6 separate regions of the Homo sapiens genome follow, and regions 1, 2, 3, 5 and 6 are each linked to region 4. A link is a contact called in ENCODE Hi-C or POLR2A ChIA-PET data. All regions are on one chromosome and are shown on one strand. Each heading gives the region's core, a stretch centred on a gene start or an enhancer-like site at or near the end of the contact. The rest is flanking DNA. Distances are from core to core; before and after follow the strand shown. Region 1 overlaps NFATC1 (nuclear factor of activated T cells 1). Region 2 overlaps NFATC1 (nuclear factor of activated T cells 1). Region 3 overlaps NFATC1 (nuclear factor of activated T cells 1). Region 4 holds the start of ATP9B (ATPase phospholipid transporting 9B (putative)). Region 5 overlaps ATP9B (ATPase phospholipid transporting 9B (putative)). Region 6 holds the start of NFATC1 (nuclear factor of activated T cells 1).

Region 1 (3,961 bases), core at 182-2,681, 440 kb before region 4:
AGAGACAGACTGAGAAAGAGACAGACCGAGAGACAGAGACAGAGAGAGGGATAGAGATACAGAGAAAGACCGAGAGAGAGGGGAGGGAGTTCAGACCCTCCGTGCGTTTATGAGCCTTCGAGCACATTTTTGAGGGGCAGTCAGACTAGTGCTTTCAATTTTTCTTTTAATCCAGCATAAACACCTAATTAACAGATAGGCTCTGACAAACATTTCTGAGCTCTTTTCTTAAATTAAAACACATAAAAAACACCTGCCCATGCGCCCCCTCACCCAACCCTCACACGCACGCCGCTGCCCTGTGGCTGCTGGTCAGGCCGAGCGAACTGCCAGGTGACGACGCTTCCTCCTGCCCGGCACCCTCTGTCCGTCCATCCCTCCCTCCAGCCAGGTGACCAGGCTTCCTCCCACCAGGCGCCCTCCGTCCGTCCGTCCCTCCCTCCCTCCACCTTTTTTCTCCAGCCTTCTGCCAAGAGGAAATAACTCAGCTGCACTGGGAGTCTGGGAATCCCAGAAAACAATCTGAAATCCACAAAAATAATTGAAGTTCACTTTTACTGAGCTGTTCAGTTCCATTCTGATTTTTATTACAATGTCAACAAGAGTTTAATTTGTTTTAAAGTTTGGGTTCTTAAATCTGAGTGATATACGGTAGTTTACAGCCCGCTGGCAGCAGCTACTGTGGAAAAGGGAAAGTACATAACAGGGATCCTCCGCCTGACGCGGCGACTGCGGCTGCGGGGAGCCCGGCCAGAGCGACGGCCCCCAGCTTCCCGCGGGACGGTGGCCACGTGACGGACGTGTTTCCCTCCACAGCCAGCTCCTCCGAAAGCTCCCAAAACCTAACTTCTCACGTAAAAGCACTGCGGATGCGAATGCGCTCACTAACGTTTACTATTTCAGAGGGCGAGGGAGAAGGTTTTTCTTTACTGACTCGTGAGGCTTCTTGCAACACATCACGGGTGGGGGTGCAGAAGCCTGGTGTCCTTTCTAGGGCTCCGGGGGACGTGCGTCAGGAACCCACACATTTGTCCCCTGGCCCAGGGCTCGTCTGTGCGCCTGCTGAGACACTGCCAGGGAGGACATCTGGGCCCATCGGTGCCAGCTGAACAGACACTGGGCTGAACTGCAAACCCATCCACTTGAGGGGTGAGGTCTTCATGGTGCTGCCCCGGAGGGCAGGGGCTCCCTTGGCAGAGGCTGCGCCAGCCAGCGCTGCACACCGTCAGCCCCATGTCTGTGGGGAGCCACAGCCTGCCGGCCACGCCTGCCTGATTTACGCGGCCGCTCGCATGGCTCCACCGGCCCCGGCACAGCCCTCTAACCCGCAGTCCAGGCTGCTGTGCCTTCTCCCTCCCTGCCACCAGCTCTGAGTGCAGCCTCGGGAACTGAGCTGCTGCCAAGGGCTGGGAGCCGTGCGGTTTCCAGGCCCTACTTCCTGCCATATCTAAAATAACAGCAGCTGGGAGGGCCTGATAGGGCCTGTCTGGGGCGAAGACTTCACCTCTGGGGTGGGACGCGGGCCAGGGGCTGATAACCCCCTCCCCGCAGTGCCTGGCGACAGCGTCCTGCTCCATCAGCTCCGTTTCGGAACAAAGAGAGCCCAGCCACAGCTCTGGGGTGATAACTAGGGGAGGGCTGGCCCGGCCGCTGGGTCCATTGTCCCAGTATCAGGCTTTGATTATGGGTCCGGGGCCTGGTGGGCGGATCTTTGGAAGGGGATACACTTTCTTTGTCCCTTACTGTGTGTGAGTGTCCACACTGTAATCTGGAAGGAAGGAAGAACCCTGTTTCAGAATTAAACTGAAAAGGATCAAGAGATTCTCAAAATTCCACACCCAGACCTCCAGTAATGCAACACAGAACCACCCAGAAGCCAGGCAGGAAGTGGCTGAGAAGTTCATGCTCCCGTCTGTGTTTCTAAAGAGATTTCTTAATTAAGCAACACAATAAGTAACTGGGAAGCACACACATTTTTATTCCCTACGAGAAATTCTGTCATGAACACTGTCATTTAAAAATAGAGCTAGACTCCTCCTAACACTCCCTACAGGACATGGTCCAGGGACCGTGTGTTGGACGTGATGGCTTCAAGCCCAATTCCCCCAGCACTGAGCATCTTCAGAGGCCAATGAACCACGTTATGAAACCACACTCAGCTCTCAGGCCCTGTGAAGAGAGGCTCCAAGGGCTGTGTGGAGGGCAGACGGACCCACACCCCTGGGGAGGGCATATCAGAGCAGGTGCCGGGCCAGCACAGAGGGTCCCTGGGAGAGGCCTGGTCACCGGAGGTGGGAAGATGGGGGGACAAGGCGCACAGTCCCAGTGTCTTTGCTGGGGAAGCTCAGGAGCATCTGTCCACGGAGGGAGGGGCTGACACGCAGGTGCCCACAGCCGCTGCTCGGCCGAGACCACTGTTCCTCTCCACACTGCGGCTGAGGAGGCAACTGAAACCACGCCACAGGCTCAGACCCCACGGCGAACCGCTCTTTATAAGGAGTCCTTTTTCTTGCATTAACAAAATGCTCAAAACTCAGTTGAAGAAAAGTAAAAAGCACGTGGCATTGCTAGGGTCTCCCAGCCCCTCCCTAAACACACAGCATTCTACGGAGGCACGTTTCACACAGGTAATGCACCCTTGAGAAGGGCACAAAATTCAGTGATTTTTGGTAAAGGTGCCCAGTTGTGCCACCATCACTGCAGGTGTCAGAACACTTCCATCACCCAAGGGGCTCGTCCACCACCTCTTCCCACAAAGCGGTCTCCTGCCTCTTCCCTCATCCAAGGGCCTCCAGCACCACCTCCTCCCACGCAGCAGTCTCCTGCCTCTTCCCTCACCCAAGGGCCTCCAGCACCACCTCCTCCCACACAGCAGTCTCCTGCCTCTTCCCTCACCCAAGGGTCTCATCCACCACCTCCTCCCACACAGCAGTCTCCTGCCTCTTCCCTCACCCAAGGGCCTCCAGCACCACCTCCTCCCACACAGCAGTCTCCTGCCTCTTCCATCACCCAAGGGTCTCGTCCACCACCTCCTCCCACGCAGCAGTCTCCTGCCTCTTCCATCACCCAAGGGTCTCATCCACCACCTCCTCCCACACAGCAGTCTCCTGCCTCTTCCCTCACCCAAGGGCCTCCAGCACCACCTCCTCCCACACAGCAGTCTCCTGCCTCTTCCATCACCCAAGGGCCTCCAGCATCACCTCCTCCCACGCAGCAGTCTCCTGCCTCTTCTCTCACCCAAGGGCCTCCAGCACCACCTCCTCCCACGCAGCAGTCTCCTGCCTCTTCCATCACCCAAGGGCCTCCAGCATCACCTCCTCCCACGCAGCAGTCTCCTGCCTCTTCCCTCACCCAAGGGCCTCCAGCACCACCTCCTCCCACGCAGCAGTCTCCTGCCTCTTCCATCACCCAAGGGTCTCATCCACCACCTCCTCCCACACAGCAGTCTCCTGCCTCTTCCCTCACCCAAGGGCCTCCAGCACCACCTCCTCCCACGCAGCAGTCTCCTGCCTCTTCCCTCACCCAAGGGCCTCCAGCACCACCTCCTCCCACGCAGCAGTCTCCTGCCTCTTCCATCACCCAAGGGCCTCCAGCATCACCTCCTCCCACGCAGCAGTCTCCTGCCTCTTCCCTCACCCAAGGGCCTCCAGCACCACCTCCTCCCACGCAGCAGTCTCCTGCCTCTTCCATCACCCAAGGGTCTCATCCACCACCTCCTCCCACACAGCAGTCTCCTGCCTCTTCCCTCACCCAAGGGCCTCCAGCACCACCTCCTCCCACGCAGCAGTCTCCTGCCTCTTCCCTCACCCAAGGGCCTCCAGCACCACCTCCTCCCACACAGCAGTCTCCTGCCTCTTCCCTCACCCAAGGGCCTCCAGCACCACCTCCTCCCACGCAGCAGTCTCCTGTCTCCAGAGCTGCGCCTTTTGTGGATGTCTTGCAGGCAAGCCTCACTTCACTG
Region 2 (4,272 bases), core at 1,604-4,103, 460 kb before region 4:
TCCAGGAAAACGCAGTCTTGGTTCTGGTGTACACGAGGGTGGCACACGTAACTGCCCAACAGCTTTTCCCCCCGACAGGCAGAACCTCTGGCTGGAAATCAGCCTGTGGGTGCATTTTTCTAATTACTCAAAATCAACCTAAAAGGCACAAACACTAAGAGGGTTATTCGCAGAAGCTCAACCTCTTCTGCAGAAACCATCACTGTATACATTCATAATTTTGGAATATTCTGTTACTGGGGTTGAGGACAACCAAGGAGGTTTCACAAAGTCACTTTGAAACCAAGAAAGAGCTTCCAGTGCATTCTGGGTGGACAGCTCCGCCCGCTTCGGCAGAGGGAAGCGAAGGGCGCGTGCTGGCCGCCTCCGGGTTGAACAGTCCAAGGCTCTGTTAGGCCCCGACTGGGGCCAGTTGGAGAAAAGCAAGGGCTTAACCAGCTCTCCCCTACTTGCTGAGAGCTGAGGGCTCCCCCCAGAACAGTGGCCTCTGTGCTCTCCTCACGCCACCCCACGCGGGACCTCCCCTACTCGGAGAGCCGAGGGCTCCTGATGCCTGTGAGGTCTCCTCCCAGCTCCCCCAAACGCCGGCCTCTGTGCTCTCCTCACGCCACCCCACGCGGGACCTTCGACGACGTTCTCAGGCTCACTTCAGATATTGTCAAACGCAGAAAACTGGGGGATAGATGCTTACTAATCGCTTTAGGTGGTGATGACTTCCCTAGTCCTTTAACTCAATCTGTACACCTCTGAGCAAAAGAAATCAGAATTCTTGCATTTTATAAAGTCCTAAATGAAAAATGTTCCTGAAAGATGAGAACAATAATTACTGTAGAAGTTCCAAGTTTCATATTTTAACTCATGGCCAGGTAATATTTTCCCACCCAAACGTGAAGTAGGGAGCTTTGGTGGGGAAAAGGGGAAGAGCAGCTTTAAGAAGCGGGGAGAGACGGTGAGAACCTGTGGGTTTCCACACGTTTCCTCGCCAGATGATTGTCAAATGGCGTGTGACTGTGTGTGTGGCCAGAGCCTCACCCAGGATATTCCTCTGAGCAAAAACATTTGGCACTAGCAGGAGTTCCTTCTCCACCTCGCCCGGATGAACATTTCTGAGCTGCTTCAGTTACAGGGCCTGGGAACTATCCGGCGTCTCGCAAATTTCTACGGCAGGTTTTTACCTAAACATAGAAGAAAGGGAACAGCTCTACTGGCAAGATGCCCTTCCAACGGCGAATGGCCGCGTCTACACAGCCTTCCCAACACGAGGTTCATTTCACAGACGATCCAAGTACACGCCACTGAAAACACACTCTGAGAACAAAGCGGCATCTTCCACGCGTATCATGAACCACTCGCAGACTACGCCTGTCCAGCAAAAAAATACGGCTTTATTGGATCTATTTCCTAACTACAAAGACAGCTGACACAGACATCAAACGTTTCCTTTTCAATGACAGTCCCCTGAGAAAGGCTGCACGTGACTCCTACAGTGCCGGGTGCAGGGTACCCAGCCGCAGGTGGGACGCGGCCACACGTCTTCACGGTTACGTGCAGACCGACGGGATGGCCTTCAGGTTGTTTCTTTCCGTGAGTGAGACACAAGAGACGCGATTGTGCCGGAGCGCACGGTACAGGCCGTTCCTTCTGCGGGAGCCCTTTCTCCATCAGCGACGTTCTGTTCAGTGACTTCACAGCCGGAGCCTCCACCCGCAGGTGCAATTCAGGCAGGTTCCATAAGGGGGCATTAATTCCTAAGGCACGAGTTCAGGTCAACCGTGTTTCAATGAATAAACCATGCTTTTTGGTTATATGGAACAATAGATCGCTGTGAGTAATCATACGTAATAAGCAACTAATTGTACAGAGTGCCCAGCAAGGCCTACACAAACCTACCTGTTAACAGTAACTCATCTGAAAACACACAACGCAGGGCTGAGCATTAAAGTGGCGTTTTTGGTATTGGTTTTCTTAGATGAAGCAGAGAGTGGTAAGGCTTCTGTGAAACAATCATCTTATAACTGAACAAATATATTACACTTAGGTTGCATGTTATTTACAATCACTTTCTAATGTTGCCGTCTGGTAACCTACAGCTACTGTCAATCACAGCTCCTGGCTTTCTAGGGTCCTCCTCGAACTGCGTGAGACGAGAAAATGCACGGCCGTCCGAGGCGGCGATGGACGCCAGCAAGAGCAGCGACTGGAGCCCCAGACGCAGGTTCCAAAACGGATGCCGGTTATTGCTGACAGGGAAGCCCTCCTGGGCGAGGACACGTCGGCTCTGTTATTATTTATACATAAATAGATGCCTAGATATGTACACACATGCAAATGCAGGCTATCCTGTAACAGGTTTTTCTGCTTTTGTCCAGTAACCTATTGATGTGCTATTCAAGTTACTTGTGCTATGTTCGAAGCCAGATTAAAAACAAAGATGCGAGCATGCGACTATGAACAAGCCTACGGTTTCAACCGCGCAGACAAGGGAAGCATGTTACAAAAGAGCTGAGATGACAGACTGGAAGATTCTAAAATGCACTGTGTAAGGCAGCAGGAGTGTACGTGACAGCCCAGGAAACGTTCCAAATGTTGGAGACTCATACTAGAGTCCTCTCGCAGCCTTCCAGCGTTCTCTTCATTCATACAGAGGGTAAAACCTCACAATGAAATGTGTTTGCAGTTTCTGCTCCTAAAAATACTCCTACAGTAGCAAATTCAATGCTCAATTCTATGATGCCCTGATGGTCTGGTTAAATAAGGCACTTCCAGTATTGAACCCCAGGGGTGCCAGAAGGGCTGGGCGTGGGGTCAAACTGCGTGTGGGCCGTTCCCATGAAAGGCCCCTGCACGGTGGGTCTCCCGTGCTCAGCCCGGCCACCTCCCTTCTGTTGTCATGAGATGACTTCTCCTCCAGGTGACACAGTGGTCTCCCTTCCTCCCTGCTTTCCTTCTTGTTGGAGAGCCAATCTTTGCACATATTAATGTTCAGCTCCTGGCATTCAGTCAGTTGGAGGTTCTGAGTGGTACCAGGTGTGAGTTCAGTTTATTTATTCAAAAGTCTTTGTCTGCTGAAGTCAGCATACCCCTGCTGAACTGAGTGCTCCAATGTGGCAACTAGGAGTGGGTGCTCGTGCTGGAGAGGTCATTTCGTATTATTTCATTTACTGTAAGAAAAGAAAAATTGAGAAAGTATTAGAGAAATACCATAAACATCAAAGCAACGCCCCCAGCCCTGCTTCTCCATCAGTGACGCTCACGCCTGTGACAAGGCATCTCCCCAGGAACCCACATTTCCTCCTCGGTCCCACCCTGGTCCATGAGTGTCGTGAGCCAGTGCCTGGCTGCCTCGGCAGAGAGCTGGGGTCGCCAGAGTGACCGCCCTCGTCCGTAGCACGGTACCAGCACGTCTCTGACGGCCAAAGTGCAGGTGCCAGGTGCCGGCCGCGATGCTGGGAAGATGCTGTGGCTGTCTCTCCACGAACCAAGCGACCCACAGGTCCACACCAGCACTTCTGTGGTGTCAGCACCAGTGTCGCCTGAGCCTCCCTCTCAGGCTCTTCCTGATTTTTATTTCCCTTTGGATGGCAGAGTCCCTGAGTCCCCCACAGGCCAGTGACGTTCCCCGTCACCTGTGACTTCTGGCAGACGCAGAGGAAACGAGCGGCACTGTTAGGGCCTTTGTGAGCTGCATGCATCCCCGCCCCACCCACCTCCTGCTGTGGCCGCCCTGATGGGCGCTGAGATAGGGGATGTGCCACCAGCACTGTCGCCACGTCCCATCTCCCTCCCAGGTTCTGGTGGGGCGTGCGCTGACGTCACGGAACTGCCCGGGCTTCCCTCTGCCATGGGCTGGAGCGCCCAGAGCCCAGATAAGCCCCACGTGTTTCTGCAAAGGCCCCGGCCTGTCTCAGGGCGGCTTCCTGGAGCAATTAGTAGTGTGCATTTCATCACCCCACTCCCTTCCCCAAATTCCCTTTCAACAACCCCCGACTATTTTTAAGAATAACAATAATAAAACACAGATGGAGAACCAGGAATTGTGTCATGGGAACTGATAACAGGACACACTGGCACTGAGCTCCAGGAGGAACCCTGGCTGCAAACACACACCCGAGGCTGGCTCGCCCAAGGCTCTGCGGGGCCAGAGACCCAGGCAAGCAAAGGTGCCCCACATGCCCGGCCCCGCCAGCAGCACCTCCTGACATGGCGCCCACAGAAGGTCCCGACTCTGTCCCGTGTGGGAGCTCAGCCTCTGTAAAGACACAGGCACGCGTG
Region 3 (4,215 bases), core at 970-3,469, 390 kb before region 4:
TGTGCCAGGTGATGGTGACAGCAAGGGGACAGCAAAGGGCGGGAGGGTCCGTGTGAGACGACCTTCCCTGGGCTGTCTCAGCGCCAGGGTGTGTGAGGTGGCCCTCAGCCTGTCCAGCACCGTCCCCGGCCGCCAGGGCTCTGACGTGACCTGACACGTTGGGTGACAGCACATGGTGCTTTGGCGAGTACTTGGTGATCCTGTTTGTTACTGGTTCTGTTACTCTATGCACTATTTTTATTTGTTTCATTCTAAGAAACAGGAACCCCAGCCTCCCAAGGCCTGGGGACCCGCAGTGGCTCCAGCAGACCCCAGCCTCCCAAGCCCTGGGGACCCACAGTAGCTCCAGCTGCGCCAAAGGCACTCACCGGCTTGCACAGGTCCCGGTCAGTTTTCGCTTCCATCTCCCAGACATGGTGGCCATCTGGAAGAAAGGAGCAGGAAACGTCTGTGACTCTGTGTGGTGGGGAGCCCCCTCCCCAGACACCCCCACGTGATCCAGACCCAGGGCCCTGAGCCAGGAGGGCGCCTTGTCCCAGGAGACCCACGTAGGCCCATCCCAGGGCTTTGTCGAGGGCAGCACCTCAGGAGCCACGTGCCCTGGCAGGGCCCCGAGCTCGACACCAAAGTTGCCCTGGGAGCCTGGAGAAGCTGAGGACACGCGGCTCAGGGCTTGTTCTGACCCCAGCCCGGCGTAGGAGGGACTACAGGGCAGGGGCATCCTCAGGAATCCGTCCTGGCCCTGCATCTGCTGGCCTCTCACAGCCTCAGGACAGGTCACGGGAGGGTCTCTATGCCCTCGTCCTCTCCAGGGAGAGCAGGTGTGAGGGGGAGCAGGTACCCCATCAGCAGAGCGTGTGCAGGGCGTCTGTGCGTGGACCTGGGACCCGGCTCTGCAGTTCCCAGCCCAGCCTCCCAGGGATGCAGGAGGTGTGAGAGTAGTGACGGGGGGCCGGGGGCTCCACGCCAGGGTGCGACGCCTGCTCGTGCTGGGGTCTACTCTGGTGGATGAGGGCCTGGCCGCTGGCCCTGCCTGTGTGCAAAGGAACCACTGGGTAAATGAGAAGAGCCTTCCTCTGACAACTTCTTGCCCATCAGGAGACAGAAATGCAAAACACGAGGTATTTTTGGCATTTCCCCAGTGGCCATTTGCATGTTTTTAAAAAATAAAAAGGCTCCCAGAGGTGTAGTGAAAGGACGCGTTGTGCTCTCTGCTCCAGGCCTGGCAGAGTGGGGGCTCCAGGCGCACACGGACAAGGCGGCCCCACCACAGCCTGGGTGTGTGCACGGCCTGGCCCCTCAGATGGGCTGAGTTTGGGGCAATTATCTCAAATTAACAGATGTCAATCTCCTACAGAGTCTCTTCCTGCCTTTTATCTTCTCCAAAATAAAGTCTGTTCCCAAAATGAACAGTTACAGGTATACACACTTAAGTTTATCCTTATGCTCTGTCTCCAAAGAAGAAAATGTGTGTCTGTTACAAACCCTCAATTACTGATAAATCAGACAAAATCTCCTTTTTCTCTGTTACAGTGCCGGGCTGCTGCCTGGGTGGAGGGTGGAGAGGAAATGTGAGTCACACAGGACCCCAGAGCCGCCCAGCCAAGCCCTGGCCATGCCAGCCCGGGAGGCCCGAGGTCCCCACGCAAATTACCCACCAGATGAACCCACTCGATAGAGCCTGGCATCCCTCTCTCCTCTAGGAAAAAAATTACAGGAAACTAAAAAGTACACTCAGTTGCGCTTGAAGCCATCTGAGTTTCATGAAGCAGCAAGTCCTCCAGGCCCTGGAAAGCTCAGGAGCTGGGAAGAAAGAGGCGTTTTCACTCCAGCACAGGTGCTGATGCCACAGGATTCCCAGAAGCCCCCAGCCCAGATGCACCACTCAGAAGCCCCTCCACCCCCACTTCATAAAAATCCAAATCACTCTGTGTGTAACTAAGTCTTCTGGTTGTTTGGCACCTTTTGAAAATGACTTTTGAACTTTTCTTATGACAAAGTCCATCTTTGGGGTGAGGCCCCGTCCACACCCCACAAAAGGCTGTGGTCCTCTGAAGCTCCCGGGCGCAACAGGCTATAGTTTGCTTCCCGCCCAGCCCAGGAAGCTCAGAGTCACAACTTCAGCTTCCCTAGGAACTTCCCTGACGCTGTGGAGGCCTTTGGCACTGGCAAGGGGAGGGAGGTTCAGTGACTGTGCTGAGCAGGAGGGACACTGAGGCGCACACGGGGCCAGGATGTCGCGTTTAATGACACCCCGAGGGGACGCCATTTTTGCAGCCGAGGCCAACACAGCCTGCTCCTCTCTTTATGTCCCGAGAAGCAAGAGGGACTCCAGCCGTCTCCCCCGCGGCCTCCTCCAGGTGGCTGCCCCGCAGCGGTGAGTCCATGAAAAGCAAATGGAACGACGGCATGGAGGCGTCTTTTCCCACCCGTGCCTCGTGGGCCTGTGGGGAACCATCCTTGCCGGAGCGGCCCCAAGGGGAGCCACGTCTGCGTGGCCAGCCAGGCCCAGCTCAGCAGCTGCCATGGAGCAGCCTCCACCGCACACCTGGGAGCACCCGCACCCTGCAATTCCTGCGCAGGTGGGAGCAGATACGCTTAGACTTCCCCTAAAAGTGCGGGGAACCGACAAACATCCCTGCCTTCCTCAAAGACCCCGGCTGAGCCAGCGCCTGTGGCCTTCCCTCTTGGAGGTGGGGCCTCTCCCCGTGGTGTCCGACGTCTGTGGCCGTTTCAGGTCGACCAGGGTGAGGGTGAGGGCAGGCTTTCTGTTTCTGCTTAAGGATCATAAAGTAATTGTCTTTCAAAAGCAATAGTATTCACGGCCAGAAATGTCTATCTAGCAATTGCTTCCAGAACAAGACAAAGCGCCGAGACTGCTGAAAGATGGAAATAACCTCGCATCTCAGGAAAGGAGACGCAGGGCCGCGTCCCGCCGGCAAGAGCATCGCCATGGCGGCTCCCAGCTCCGTGGAGGCCCGGACGGGCAGCGCCGGCCCCCGTGCTGTTCAAAACTCAGCCCCTGGCAGGAAGGAAGGCAGCCGGTCCTGAAAGGGCCTTTGTGTTCAGCCTTATCAGAGCTCCGAGTCCTTAGTAGGAAACTGCCCGAGTGCAGGAGTAAAAATATTCCAGATCATTAGGGAATTCCCTGCAGTCTGAGTCATCGGGAGGCTTCCCTGCCACACCCGCGAGGTTTCCACACAGGCAGGCCTGCGGGCCCAGGAGCCTCCCAGACCGGCCAGGACCCGCCGCCCGGAGCCGGGCCACCCCCACGCCGGTGCTGATGCTGAGCCACTGTTTCCACAAAGAAAGCCACGAGGGCCGCTGGTGGAAGCAGCAGCGTCCCTGGGTCCCACGGTGCCCTCGAGCCCTGCTCCCCACGGCGTCTCCTGCCCTGCTCCCCAAAGCATCCTCGTGCCCTGCTCCCCGCGGCGTCCTCGTGCCGTGCACCCCACAGCATCCTCATGCCCAGAAGCGAGCGTCCCTGGGGCGTCTCATCCATCCCCGGCTCTCCCCCAGGAGTCTGTCCCAGCCTGGCTCCCAGAGGAGATTCTGGAGGGGAAACAGCCACCCAGCCCTGCTGCACATCTGCCTGCAGGGCCTCACACGGAGCCACCCTGTGACCCACAGCCCTTTCACACCGAGGCATGTGCTCAGGAGACAGGCAGGCGTCCACACAGGACTCACGCACTGAGGTTCATGGCGGCTTTTCCACGATCATCTCCACAGGGTGGACGTGGCCTAGTGCCATCGACAGACAGGTGTGGGCAGCCACACGGTGGGCTTCCCTCAGCCACAGAAAGACCCCACGTCCCGACCTGTGCCAACGAGGGGACCTGAGGACCCTACGCCCTGACCCACACCAACGAGGGAACATGGAGGATGCCACGCTCCACAGAAGCTGCCAGGCACCACAGCCGGCAGGATGGGGTTCCCCAGCAGGCCAGCAGGGAGCAGCCAGACCAGGCGAGGCCACGGCGAGGGGGCATTGGGGTTGTCGGAGCCGGGGTGGGGGAAGGGAGAGCAGGGGTGGCCACTCATGGGCAAGGGTTTCTTTCTGGGGACAAGAAAATGTTCTGAAATTGGTGGTGGCCGCATAATTATGTGAAGCCACCAAAACCCACCGAATTATACACTTTGAGTGAATTAAATGGTGTATAGATCATATTTCGATAAAGCTGATATAAAAAAGAAACTAGCCAACATGACCATGGG
Region 4 (4,562 bases), core at 182-2,681:
AAGCATAAATGGCGACATCAATATCTAATAAAGATTTTAGAGCAAAGAAAATTACCAGAGACAGAGGAACATTAACAATGAAAGGAACAATCCACCGAGATGACAAAAAATCTTGAATGTGCGTGCACCACATGACAGTGCTTCAAAGTACATGAGGCAAAAATGGATTCAATCTGTGATGGAAACCTATTTTGAAACAGGTGGCACATTTCCAACTAAAGAACTCCTAAAATTAAACAGATTTACTAACACAATTACTGTTATAGGTAACACCAGAACCCACTTCCAACCAAGCACTGAAAAAAGGGCACCTTACACATGTTCTACTGTAATCTCCAATAATCCCGTAAGAAAAAATATTATCCAGCATTTTACAGATGAGGAAACCATGGCTTGAGTTTAAATAAGTTACCCGAGAGTAAATCGCTAGTGGGTAAACACTCAAATCAGCGTTATAACATTCCAGTATGTACTTTGAGCTATATGTTAGTCTCTCAAATGGCCGAAAACAAAAATTATTCAAAAACTCAAATTCTGAAGCAACTACATATTGAGTGAAATTATGTTTTCGACAATTCCTCTGGAATAAAACTTCAAAAACTATAAGAAGCAACACTTTTTAAAATTTTCTTTTCTTTGAATGAGAAATGTTAAATATGAGCTAAATGCAATCTCGAGTATGAAAGGTCTGTACACTAATTCTACTGCTAACCTGTGACCCCACTAAACAAGTTAACCGTTCTCAATACCCCATTTCCCTTTCGTAAAAGCAAAATTACTTGTCGACAAAAAGCACTTTGTATATATATGTTTAAACAAAAAGTGTGCCTAGCAAAGATATCGAAATGTCGAAGAGAAGTCATTTCAATAAGAAGTGTGTTTTTAACAAAGCAATTAAAAGTTACATCCGTCACCTTCACAATTCACAGGGCTACAAGAACAAGTTTCGGAGACTCTGAAGTATCCGAGAAGTTAGCACTTTTGATCCCCGTTTACTTTAGGAGAGCAGCCACCCCTCAACACTGGACCGCGGTTCTCTGCTCCCGTTCTGGCTCCTACGCTCGGCCCAGGCGTCCCGGGGATGCAGCCGCTCGCCCCGGCAGCTGCCCGCGGCCCTCACCACCGGCGGACGCCACAGCTGCGGCGCGCTCAGAACGCCAAGGACTCCCGGCTCCCAGCGAACAGATGGGGCGCGCCGGTAGCGACCCCAGACCCGCCCGGCTCCGGGTTCCTGCGGTGGGCTGGGGGCCCCGGGGAGCGTCGGCGGGGAACGGGGCCAGTGCCGCCTCGGTTACCTGCTGTGCCGGTCGGCTCCCGGCCTGGGCCCCGCGGCGCTGTAGTAGGCCGCGCGTTTGCGGTTGGCTGCGGCCGCCGCTGCGCTACGCACCGGGTAAAGCGGGATCTGGTCCGCCATGTTCCGACCGCCCCTTTCCCGCCCCTCCCACTTTCCCCTCAATTCGCCACCTTTTCCCCGCCCTCTCCCCTCAGCGCCAACCCCGGCTGAGGCGCCGCCTGCGGGCCTTCCCCGCCTCCGCCAAGCGGCGAGGTCCGATGACGTAACGAGCGGCGGCGCGGAAGGTGTGGCGTCCCTAGGCCCCGCCCTCGTTTGGCGTCGGCGCACGATGACGTGCCCAGGGTGGCAAAAGCGCGGCGCAGGAGGCAGTGGAGTCCGGGCAATGACGTCACGAGTGGCTAAAGCTGGGACGGGGGGCGTCGCGTTCCGAGGCCCCGCCCCCGCCTCGTGACGGGCCCGATGACGTCACCGATCGGCGGGGCGGGGCGCGCGTGCGCCACAGGCTGGCCTTCCGGTAGCGCGCGAGGGCCTGCACGTGGGTCGTGGTTCGACCCGGCGCGCTCTGGTCCGCGGGTGGAAGGGCCTCGCAGCCGTCTCCTGGAAGCTCTGCCGGGGACACGCGTGGGCGCGCGCGGCCTCCTTAGCGGTCCAGAGCCTGCGCTGCCAGTAGTACGCGCGCCCCATGGCTGTGTGGGGCCCCACGCGCCCTCCTCGCCGCGCGGCTTCTTGCTTCCGCCCCGCGCTTCTCCAGCCTGCCTTCGGTGCCCGCTTCCTGCCCGCGCCCTTGGAACCGCTGGTGTCTGTGCGTTCACAGGCAGGGTCGTGCTACGTGGCCCGGGCCCCCAAAGCGCCGCGACTGCAGGCGCGCCCACCGCGCCGGGCTGAATTTCCGAGATGTTCTTGTCCTGCTTCCTCACTGCTGCTTCCTTCTTTCTCTGGTTCTGGGTCTTTAGCTTGATTCCACATCCCCCACCTCTAGGCCCACAGCCTGCTGAAAAGTCCTATAGGCGACTGTCAGAAACGAGGTTTACACCCTCAGTCTACACAAGAAAGCAAAACGATATTGAATAAACGAATACACGGCTTTGGTTGGGTTTGTTTCATTTCCTGTCCCGAGGACAGCTCCCTTCCACCTCCATCACCCGCTGCAGCTGGAAGCCGGCAAGCTGATGCACCGCTCACCTCACGTATTAATGGTTTACTCACTTTGTGTTTTTTTAAACAATGTTTTTCTGATATTCCATTTTCATGACATATAAATTTTGTCTATGTGTTTGAAACACTGTTCAACATGAACTTATAAATGCTTTTCTTTTCTGTTTTTTGGAGATGGGGTCTCTGTTACCCAGGCTGGAGTGTAATGTTTTGATCACGGCTCACTACATCTTCCACCTCTCAAGGTTCAGGTGATCTTCCCCCATCTGCATGTATTACTTTTTCATTATAAAAAATGGTCTTTATGAATATGAATATTCTTAATTTGTTGCTGCCACTCTGATTGCCAGTTTGCTTCTCAGCTGCTTTTCATGTAACCTGAATACATGCCACTCCACAGACACTAACTACTTTCAAAAGACGCCAATGGCCTCCTAATTGACAATGGCCTCACCCATTATTTCTCTACCTCACTCTCAGCCGCTGACACTGTTCACACCATCTCTCACCCACATTCAACAACTGATATTGATAACACCATCTCATTCTCACAGCACTGGCACTGTAACACCATCTCCTCACCCTCACTCAGTACCTGACAGTGATAACGCCGTCTCCTCACCCTCACTCAACTACTGACAGTGACAACAGCATCTTCTCACCCTCACTCAACTACTGACAGTGACAACACCATCTGACCCTCAGTCAACACCTGACAGTGACAACATCTTCTGACCCTCACTCAGCAACTGAAAGTGACAACAACATTTCTTCACCCTCACTCAACAACTGACAATGACAACACCTTCTCCTGACCCTCAACTACTGACAGGGACAACACCGTCTTCTCACCCTCACTCAATAACTGACAGCAACAACACCATCTCCTGACCCTCACTCAACTACTGACAGTAACACCATCATCTCCTGACCCTCACTCAACATCTGACAGTGACAGACCATCTCCTCTCTCTCACTCAACACCTGACAGTGATAACACCTTCTCCTCACCCTCACTCAACTTCCAACAGTGACAACAGCATCTCCTCACTGTCAGTCAACTACTGATAGTGACAACACCATCTCCTCACCCTCACTCAACACCTGAGAGTGACAACAGCATCTCCTCAGCCTCAGTCAACAACTGACAGTGTACCCTCACTCAACAACTGACAGTGACAACACCATCTCCTGACCCTCACTCAACTACTGACAGTGACAACACCGTCTCCTGTCTCCTTACCCTCACTCAACAACTGACAGTGACACCATCTCCTCACCCTCACTCAACACCTGACAGTGACAACAGCATCTCCTTACCCTCACTCAACACCTGAAAGTGACAACAGCATCTCAGCCTCATTCAAGAACTGACAGTGACAACATCTCCTCACCCTCACTCAACACCTGACAGTGACAACAGCATCTCCTCACCCTCACTCAACACCTGACAGTGACAACAGCATCTCCTCAGCCTCATTCAAGAACTGACAGTGACAACACCATCTCCTCAGCCTCACTCAACAGCTGACAGTGACAACATCATCTATACCCTCACTCAACACCTGACAGTGACAACAATATCTCCTCACCCTCTCTCAAGAACTGACAGTGGCAACACCATCTCCTCACCCTCACTCAACTACTGACAGTGACAACACCATCTCCTCACCCTCACTCAACACCTGACAGTGACACCACCATCTCCTCACCCTCACTCAAGAACTGACAGTGACATCACCATCTCCTCAGCCTCACTCAACTACTGACAGTGACAACACCATCTCCTGACCCTCACTCAGCTACTGACAGTGACAACACCATCTCCTCACCCTCATTCAACAACTGACAGTGACACCATCTCCTCACCCTCACTCAACACCTGACAGTAACAACAGCATCTCCTCACCCTCACTCAACACCTGACAGTGACAACAGCATCTCCTCACCCTCACTCAAGAACTGACAGTGACAACACCATCTCCTCAGCCTCACTCAACTGACAGTGACAACATCATCTACACCCTCACTCAACACCTGACAGTGATACCATCTCCTCACCCTCACTCAACACCTGACTGTGACAACAGCATCTCCTCACCCTCACTCAACT
Region 5 (4,050 bases), core at 95-2,594, 260 kb before region 4:
GGAGAACACGCTAACCACGGAGAGCACGCTAACCACGGAGAGCACGTTAACCACAGAGAGCACGCTAACCACGGAGAGCACGCTAACCACGGCGAGCACGCTAACCATGGAGAGAGCACACTAACCACGGAGAGCACGCTAACCACGGAGAGCACGCTAAACACGGAGAGCATGCTAACCAGGGAGGGCACACTAACCAGGGAGGGCACGCTAACCACGGAGGGCACGTTAACCACGGAGAGCACGCTAACCACGGAGAGCACGCTAACCACGGAGAGCACGCTAACCACGGAGAGCACGCTAACCATGGAGAGAGCACACTAACCACGGAGAGCACGCTAACCACGGAGAACACGCTAACCATGGGGAGCACACTAACCATGGAGAGCACGCTCTCTGCAACGTCCCACACCACTGCAGCACAGCCCAGTAACACAGCTGCTTCCCTCAGGGTCTCCTCTCTGTTCTGCAGGCCTGCCGCCACCCACAGTGCTGAAGCCCCTCACAGCCTGGGTGAGTCCTCTTCTTAAACCACAACCTCATTCTCACCCACCTCTTCCGATGAGCACGTCCTTGCCTTCAGTTTTAACCTCCACCTCACTCTCAGCCAAACAGTTTTAAAATCTTAGGTTCTAAGAACTCAAGTCACTTCAGGAACATTTTAAATGTTGTCTAGTGCACAGGATATTAAATCAATCTTAGGGCCTTCTGAACATTCCTGTGAGGATGAGTTCACACTCTTAGAGAGACTGTAGCAAAGTTCTCAAGAGCTCTGGCTCTGTGGCCAGCTGCTCAGGTTAGGACCGAACCCTGGGCAAATGGCTGCACCTCTGCAACCCCAGGGTCCTTGTCTACAGAATGGCCGTGCCGAGGCACCACTCAGAGCTGCAGCAAGGATTCGAGAAATGAGGTGTGAGGGCACACAGTGGACAGTCAGCACAGTGGACAGTCAGCACAGGGAGGCCACCAGGAGGATGCCAGGGCTCTACCCTCAGCTTTCTCACAGGAGCCCTCCAGACATGCACTCGTGGGCAGACCAGGAACTACCTTTAAAATCAGATTTTCTAAGCAATTCCCCACACGTCTGACCACAGAATACCTCTAGCATGATTTTCCAGTGTCTGGGTGTGAAGAGCTGCTTCCTTTCTTTTTCATGCTTTGAACTTGACACAGCAGGGCACTGTGTGGGGACGGAGTGTGCAGAGATGAAACCGAACACCATGTGAGCTCAGGGAGGGAGGGTACAGAGATGACACTTAACACCATGTGCAGGGAGAGAGTGTGCAGAGATGACACACTAACACCATGTGAGGGGAGGGAGGGTATAGAGATGACACCCTAACACCATGTGAGGGGAAGGAGTGTGCAGGGATGACACCCTAACACCATGTGAGGGGAGGGAGGGTACAGAGATGACACCCTAACACCATGTGAGGGGAGGGAGGGTACAGAGATGACACCCTAACACCATGTGAGGGGAGGAAGGGTACAGAGATGACACCCTAACACCATGTGAGGGGAGGGAGGGTACAGAGATGACACCCTAACACCATGTGAGGGGAGGGAGGGTACAGAGATGACACCCTAACACCATGTGAGGGGAGGGAGGGTACAGAGATGACACCCTAACACCATGTGAGGGGAGGGAGGGTACAGAGATGACACCCTAACACCATGTGAGGGGAGGGAGGGTACAGAGGTGACACCCTAACACCATGTGAGGGGAGGGAGGGTACAGAGGTGACACCCTAACACCATGTGAGGGGAGGGAGGGTACAGAGGTGACACCCTAACACTATATGACGGGAGGGAGGGTACAGAGATGACACCCTAACACCATGTGAGGGGAGGGAGGGTACAGAGATGACACCCTAACACCATGTGAGGGGAGGGAGGGTACAGAGATGACACCCTAACACCATGTGAGGGGACGGAGGGTACAGAGATGACACCCTAACACCATGTGAAGGAATGGAGTGTGCAGAGATAATGGAAAACAGCCTAACGCCATGTCTCTTCTGGCTCTGGAGATGCTGCGTGCAAGTGGGGAGTGCCGGGAGCAAAGCCAGGGATCGCGATGGTGTCACCGGTGCTGCGTGGAGGTGACAGGCACCTGTCCCTCCTTTTCAGGGCTGCCCAGGTGCCACTGCCACTGACCTCGCCCCACAGGCATGCTTTTGAGAGGCCTGCAGTGCAAAAGCCCCCGCTCCTTCCCTGTCATGTGACCTCAGGTGACTTCCCAAACATTTTTTAGGCTCTAGTTAAGGAATTAAATAGACAAACAGGCCAACTGTTTTAGGATAATAAACACACACACATATTTATACAGTTTCAAATGGTGCGTACTCAATCTATCAGCATTTACCTTTTACAAATTTCTCATATTTTAAGAAGTTTACAAAGTAAAGTGAGCTTATGATATATGGAATAGAATGATTCTGGAAAAGCAGTATTGAGAGAGAAACTGTAACTACTATCCTACATTTGCAGTCATTTCAGTTACAAAATCCGACGTGCACTTCTACAGAAAAGGCATAAGAGATGGGAGAGTCAGACACCTTTTCTCAACTCAAGTTCTTCATCTGCATCCCAGAGGGCAGAAGTGATCTGAGGCACCATTTTCTATTTCCAGGGAGAGTACCAGCTAGTCCTGCTCTAGACTGGGGAGGAAAGAATGCGTCACACAAACGACCTGTGTCCTCCGGCATCTGGGGTCCCTCCTCCCCAGAACCTGGGAGAGGGGCTCAGGGGTTGTGGGCTCCCTTTTCCAGCAGGGACCGGGTCTGTCTTCGGCCACGGCCTTCATCTTCCCCACATGGCTCTCCAGCCCCACTGGTTTACTCCACAGCCCCAGCTGCTGAACACACTTCAAAACCTGCTTTCTGAAGGAGGAATGACTATGTACAATGTTGGAATTTCTCCTCAGCCCGAATTTATCATCTAGAAATACAAATTTCATTTAAACAAATAAGACCATATAGTTAACTATTTATAAATTCAGGGACAGCAAAATGTTACATATTAGACCAGCAATTAAGAAGACTTAATGGTATAGAATTACTATTTTTCTATAAGCAACATTCTGAAGTGAGACAACTCGTTTCCATATTTAAGGGAAAAGAGCCTTTACTCTTATTAATCAACCCTGCATGTAAGGGCCAGTGCAATTTGTTGGGTACCTGGTCAGCACCTGTTGGTCCTCCAGGTAGTGGGATGTGGGGCAGGGTCTGGTCTCAGCCCACAGCGCTGGCTGAAGAACTACACCCCAAGAGTGAGTCAGACAGACCTCAACCCTTTTCTGCTTGACATCTGTATCTGTGGGTGGACTGAAAAATTAAAAGACACCCTTATATGGGTAATATCTGCTTGGTATCTAAAACCACTAATCAAATTTGAAAATGTGCCTAATAGGCTGGCACACTCCAGGGCACTTTGGTCTGGGCAAAGACTTCTTGAATAAGACCTCAAAAGCACAGGCAACCAAAGCAAAAATGGACAAACAGGATCACATTGGGCTAAAAAGCCACTGCACAGCAAAGAAAACAATCAACAAAGTGAAGAGAAAACCCACAGAATGAGAGAAAATATTTGCAAACTACCCACTGAGAAGAGATTAATAAGCAGAATCTACCAGATCATTGTATATTCTCAAACGACTTAATCGGAAAAAAATGAGTAATTCGATTAAAATATGGGCAAAAGATCTGAACAGACATTTCTCAAAAGAAGACACACAAACGGCCAACAGGTATAGGAAAGCATGCTCAATATCCTTTAATCATCAGACATGCAAATAAAAATTACAATGAGGTATCACCTCACCCCAGTTAAAACGGCTTCTATCCAAAAGACAGCAATTCAAATGCTGGCGAGGGAGGAGGTGGGAGAAGGGAGCACTGTTGTCGGGAATGTAAATTCGTGCAGCCCTCTGGAGAGCAGCATGGAGGTTACCCCCAATCTAAACACAGAGCCACCATATAATCCACAATCCCACGCCTGGGAATATCCCCCAAAGAAAGGAAATCAGTACACTGAAGAGATCTCGGCACC
Region 6 (4,080 bases), core at 798-3,297, 330 kb before region 4:
TATCAAGGACTAGATCACACTTTCCGGCTGGCCCAGTTCTGCAGCCCTCATAAAATACACCCATGTCGGTCGGGCGTCGCTGCCCGGCGCACTGCCTTGCAGCAGGGACCTTTTCGAGCTTATTTTCTTCAGTAGGAAACACGAAAACTAGCCACTGCCCCGTCGTGTTTTTTCCTTGCGTAAAAGAAAGGGGCTCCTTACTACAGGTCGGCCACCGGCTCTTCAGGTACAGAGATCTGAACTTGGAAAGACCTGCCTTTCTAAAGGGAGTGATAATGAACACTGCGGCGTAAGTGTCCCAGGATTTAAAACCGAAACTCCAACAAAAAAAAATTTTTTAAACTCTGCTACTAGCAAGAGCACATTGTGTAAAACACTGACACGGGACATGGTTTAAACATGTCAACATTTTCTAACATTGGGATGAAGTGGTGTCTACCTCCCGTCCCGTGAAGCGTCAGGGCACCGACCACACGGACCCCCCTCCGTGGAGCTCACGGCCCTGTGCTCAGCTCTGCTAAGACCAGCGAGTTTTCCAGAGCTGGGGGAGCCCGGTTCTCAAGCAAGCCCCGCAGTTATCAGGGTCGCGCAGGAAGCGGCAGCGCTCGGAAGGACGTCTGCCCTTATGAAGTACATATGTTGGCAGGTGTGCTGGCGCTCTTTAAATAAATTATATAAAATATTTCAGAGCTGGTAAGGAATTTGGAAAAGCGTCTTCCAATTTCCATTAGCATTGCAATCCCTAATCCCTAACTCGTATGCTCACACCTCTGCAAGGGTATTTTCAAAGCCACTTGCAGGAGCCCACCCGGCATCGCCAGGGGTGTGTGCCGGGGACGGGCTAAGGTGGGGGACTGGAATGTGAGATGCGCCGCAGGGGGGTCTCAGCGCCCCCCACACCGGGTTTCAGGGACCCACACTGTGCCATCTTTTTTTCACTATAAAGAAGCAGCTCGAAACTTGGCGGTTCCTTTTCAAACTTGCCTGAAACATCTTCTCTGGCTGGAACTCCTGCCTATAGGATTTCAAAATGGCTTAAATTCGGGGCTGTGCTGCGGCCGCGCTTTGGATCTTTTGGTCCTGCAGGTCCAGGAGCCGGCGTGACGGGCTCGGCCCTGGGGAATTCAGGGGCGCGGCGCGAGGGAGACGCCGCCACGAGCTCGGGGTGGGGGTGGGGGGCGCAGAACCCCCAAACCGCGATCTTGGCGCCAGAGGGTGGCTCTGCCTCGCTCAGGAAGACACGGGGCATCCTTCACTCCCAAGGAAGCCTCCCTTCCTCCCTCCCACGTGCCCTCTGTGGTCCTGACGGCCCAGCCTCGCCCGTCCCCAAATCGCCGGCCTGCGAGCCGCTTCCTCGGCGGGACCCGCGGCGGCCTCGCCTCGCGCCCTCAGCGCTGGGGCAGAGGAGACACCTATTGGCAGAAGGCGCGCTCGGAACCGGGCTGCTGGGAGCTGGGGGACGCCGTTCCCGGTCCGCGCCGCGCCCCTCCCTGGGCGCACAGACCCGGCCGACCTCGTTCTCTGGCCCGGACCCCTCCGTGCGGGCGACGGGGGCGGGGTCGGGGGGCGCGGCCCGGGCCGTGGGGGGCGCAGGGGTCCGGGGGCGGAGGCCGCGCGGGGCTTACCTTCCTCCGCTGACTTCATGGTGCCGCCGGCGCGCGGCGCGGGCCCCAAAGTTTCTCCTCTCCCGAAGACCGCAGCCGCAGGGCCAAGTGGAAACTTGGAAGGGACTGGAAAGCTGGTGCTTGGCATCCGCGCGGCGGCGGCGGGGAGTGGAGCGGCGGGCGGAGGCACAGGAGAAGCGGCCGCCCCGCGCTGCCGGGGTCGGGTCTCCGGGAAGACAGCCCTCGCCCCGGGCTCAGCGCCGCGCGCCCCGGAGGAAAGTCATCGAGGGGCGTGTGCGCGCGTGGCGGGGCCCGGCCGCGGCCCTAGGACCTGCGCGGTGGCTCCGAGCCCTGCCCGCGCCCCGGTGCCCGCGCCCTGCTGCTGGGATCTGGCGCGGCGACTCCGCCGGCGAGTTCGGAGCCTCTGAGTCTCGCTCTGACGCAGGGCCGCGCTCTGCCTCCTGCCTTTTTAAAGCTGGAAAACACCTCCCCCGCCTCCCCGCCGGCCCGGCGGCTCCCGCGCCCCCTCCCTGCCGTGACATCACGCCCCTGCTGCCCGGGCCCGCGCGGGGCCCCGGGGACGAGTCGCCGAGCGCCCGCCCCTCCCCGCGCCGCGGCAGCCGCTCGCCTGGGGGCAGGGGCGCAAGAGGCGGGGCGCGCACGGGGAGGGGGGGCGCACGGGGAGGGGGGGGCGCACGGGGAGGGGGGGCGCCCGGGGAGGGGGGCGCCCGGGGAGGGGGGGCGCACGGGGAGGGGGGCGCACGGGGAGGGGGGGCGCACGGGGAGGGGGGCGCACGGGGAGGGGCGCACGGGGAGGGGATGGGGGCGTAGGGGCGGGAACGGGGAATCCGGGGGCCGGGCAGGGGGGCGCTGGGGCTGGCGGGGGAAACGGGGGCGAACGGGCCAGACGGGACGCCTGAGTCCACGCGGGTGTCCGGAGGGAGCCCGGCCCTGCTGGAAAAGGGGCGGGGGGCGGGGGCCGGGGGCCGGGGAGGGGTGTCGAGAAAGCCCGGCATGCTGAAGTCATTATGTAAAATCGCAGGCTTCCCCCGCTGTGGAAATTTGGAAAAGCGCTTCACTGGCAGGCCCTAGAAAGGAAATTCCCATCCCGCTAAATTACTAACAGATTGCGTGGCCGTCCCGGGACGTCGAGTTATTGTCATTTTTATTCTGTAAATATCTGCTCGACCTAGACGGCCTGTGGCAGGGGCCGGCGTGGGGAGGCCCGGGGACGCGCTCACCTGCCCTAGCCGCCCGGAGGGGGCGTTTTATGGGCGCGACTGCGCGACTTCTGACGGGGGGAGGCCCCCCGGCCACTCACACTTTCCTCTCTTACGTCTCCCTGCGTCTCTTCGGGCGCAGCTCAGCTGCCAACACGGCACCGCATTTTCTTGTTGGCTTTGGATGGGGGGGGTTGGAGGTTAAAGTGTCTGGTGTGTAGAAACCATAAATCGATTGCACGACACCCTTATGTGATTTAAACTAAACCCAAAGGCTAAACTCGTGTCTGCTGCGGGGCCCAGGAGGTCCGCAGACCCCCAGGGATCACTGTGCCCCGTGGGTGCCCCCCACAAGCGCCTCCTCCCTGCCGGGGGAGGCGGTCGGGCGCTGCAGAGCCCGCGAAGGTGCGCGGCCAGAGCCCGTCCGTCCCGCGTCCCGAGGCCTGGCTCCATTCGGCCGCCCCGACTCAGCACAAATGGAACCCCGGCTTTTCCACCGCAGGCCTCGGCCTGGAGAGACGTGCCCGGATTAGCGGGGTGGTGGCCGCCTCGCTCCTGCGGCGTCGAGGCCATTTCCAGGGGTCTCTACCTGCGGGGGCCCCTACGGCGCCGAGCCAGGCGTGGCACGCGCCCCAGAGCACCGGGCGCCGGGAGGGGAGGAGGGGCCGCGGGAGGACGCCCAGGCCGGTGGGCGGGGGTCGGGGGGTCAGGGGGACTCCAGCGAGGCCGCGCCCCCACGCCCCTCCCCCTCCCCTCCCCTCCAAATCTTCCCGCCGCGAGTGTCCCCAGGCCTGGGGCCAGGATTTGGCGGGGAGAGTTTCCGTCCCCCCCGCCCCGCCCTCCTTCTCCCCACCTCCAGGACGGGGCGGGCGGAGACTCGCCGGGAGGAGGGAATCCCGAGGCCGGGTCTGGCGGGGCGCGCCCAGCCGGTCACGTGGGAGACTGAGCCCCTCGACCCCAGCCGCGGTCCTCGAGCCCGGGACCGACCTGGCGAGGCTGCCCTTGGCTCCTGAGGAGCCGGGGCCGGGGCGGGGGCGGCCGGCTCTTCCTCCTCCTCCCGCCCCTCCCCTTCCTCCGCTGCCGCCTCCTCCTCCTTCAATAAATAATTTTTTCACCCCATGCAGAAAAGCTCCCTTTTCCTGTCTGCTCTCAAAGCCGTCCTTATCCCCCCGCCCGGGTGACGGAATCCCGGGTCTGTTTCCCTCTGTTTAATGCCGTTGCCGGGACCACGGTGGCCGCGCGCCAGGCGCAGGGAG

Evidence for each region. A loop is a pair of places that touch in the nucleus more often than their neighbours do. ChIA-PET counts read pairs that join two places held with the same protein, here RNA polymerase II (POLR2A). Pooled maps may share reads with other maps.
Region 1: a map of heart left ventricle shows a loop between it and region 4 (9-fold over the local background). The contact joins the enhancer-like site here to the promoter of ATP9B in region 4. A Hi-C loop is called at or near these places in 3 of 168 maps with a recorded cell type or tissue (ascending aorta, heart left ventricle and sigmoid colon), 1 of 37 single-sample maps with no recorded cell type and 8 of 50 pooled maps. POLR2A ChIA-PET finds 5 or more read pairs at or near these places in 2 of 52 experiments (CD4-positive, alpha-beta T cell and activated naive CD4-positive, alpha-beta T cell).
Region 2: a map with no recorded cell type shows a loop between it and region 4 (11-fold over the local background). The contact joins the enhancer-like site here to the promoter of ATP9B in region 4. A Hi-C loop is called at or near these places in 6 of 168 maps with a recorded cell type or tissue (CD4-positive, alpha-beta memory T cell, CD8-positive, alpha-beta T cell, naive thymus-derived CD4-positive, alpha-beta T cell and 1 more), 13 of 37 single-sample maps with no recorded cell type and 19 of 50 pooled maps. POLR2A ChIA-PET finds 5 or more read pairs at or near these places in 3 of 52 experiments (CD4-positive, alpha-beta T cell, CD8-positive, alpha-beta T cell and activated naive CD4-positive, alpha-beta T cell).
Region 3: a loop to region 4 is called in a pooled map, with 10 times the contacts of the local background. The contact joins the enhancer-like site here to the promoter of ATP9B in region 4. A Hi-C loop is called at or near these places in 6 of 37 single-sample maps with no recorded cell type and 5 of 50 pooled maps.
Region 5: a loop to region 4 is called in a map of natural killer cell, with 5 times the contacts of the local background. The contact joins the enhancer-like site here to the promoter of ATP9B in region 4. A Hi-C loop is called at or near these places in 1 of 168 maps with a recorded cell type or tissue (natural killer cell) and 1 of 50 pooled maps. POLR2A ChIA-PET finds 5 or more read pairs at or near these places in 1 of 52 experiments (activated CD4-positive, alpha-beta T cell).
Region 6: a loop to region 4 is called in a map of gastrocnemius medialis, with 14 times the contacts of the local background. The contact joins the promoter of NFATC1 here to the promoter of ATP9B in region 4. A Hi-C loop is called at or near these places in 10 of 168 maps with a recorded cell type or tissue (CD4-positive, alpha-beta T cell, CD4-positive, alpha-beta memory T cell, CD8-positive, alpha-beta T cell and 6 more), 4 of 37 single-sample maps with no recorded cell type and 24 of 50 pooled maps. POLR2A ChIA-PET finds 5 or more read pairs at or near these places in 2 of 52 experiments (GM12878 and activated CD4-positive, alpha-beta T cell).

Annotation. Positions count from the first base shown.
Region 1 is chr18:79,504,706-79,508,666 of GRCh38, reverse strand. The region is part of intron 9 of NFATC1 (nuclear factor of activated T cells 1); the gene reads right to left. Among named protein-coding and RNA genes, the nearest start is that of NFATC1, 110 kb to the right of the region's middle. RefSeq lists an enhancer at 2,239-2,518. Within about 2 kb of position 1,431, at least 32 of the 41 ENCODE cell types and tissues checked have a DNase peak (open chromatin) inside an H3K27ac peak, as active enhancers do; they include CD4-positive, alpha-beta T cell, ascending aorta, heart left ventricle and 1 more, where a contact is called at or near this core.
Region 2 is chr18:79,526,417-79,530,688 of GRCh38, reverse strand. It overlaps NFATC1 (nuclear factor of activated T cells 1), which reads right to left. Exons shown (of 10, transcript NM_001278669.2): 10 at 1,366-3,161. The coding sequence ends at 3,112. Among named protein-coding and RNA genes, the nearest start is that of NFATC1, 130 kb to the right of the region's middle. Within about 2 kb of position 2,853, at least 2 of the 41 ENCODE cell types and tissues checked have a DNase peak (open chromatin) inside an H3K27ac peak, as active enhancers do.
Region 3 is chr18:79,457,520-79,461,734 of GRCh38, reverse strand. It overlaps NFATC1 (nuclear factor of activated T cells 1), which reads right to left. Exons shown (of 10, transcript NM_001278669.2): 7 at 369-424. LOC101927897 (a long non-coding RNA gene) reads left to right here. Exons shown (of 3, transcript XR_001753515.2): 3 at 1-4,208. Among named protein-coding and RNA genes, the nearest start is that of NFATC1, 64 kb to the right of the region's middle. RefSeq lists an enhancer at 979-1,338. Within about 2 kb of position 2,219, at least 21 of the 41 ENCODE cell types and tissues checked have a DNase peak (open chromatin) inside an H3K27ac peak, as active enhancers do.
Region 4 is chr18:79,066,263-79,070,824 of GRCh38, reverse strand. ATP9B (ATPase phospholipid transporting 9B (putative)) reads right to left here and starts at 1,431. Exons shown (of 30, transcript NM_198531.5): 1 at 1,296-1,431. The coding sequence starts at 1,414.
Region 5 is chr18:79,323,770-79,327,819 of GRCh38, reverse strand. All of the region lies in intron 15 of ATP9B (ATPase phospholipid transporting 9B (putative)), which reads right to left. Among named protein-coding and RNA genes, the nearest start is that of NFATC1, 70 kb to the left of the region's middle. Within about 2 kb of position 1,344, at least 2 of the 41 ENCODE cell types and tissues checked have a DNase peak (open chromatin) inside an H3K27ac peak, as active enhancers do; they include natural killer cell, where a contact is called at or near this core.
Region 6 is chr18:79,393,897-79,397,976 of GRCh38, reverse strand. It overlaps NFATC1 (nuclear factor of activated T cells 1), which reads right to left and starts at 2,047. Exons shown (of 10, transcript NM_001278669.2): 1 at 1,626-2,047. The coding sequence starts at 1,752. RefSeq lists silencers at 1,352-1,451, 1,812-2,211, 3,637-3,926 and enhancers at 1,108-1,655, 3,297-3,416.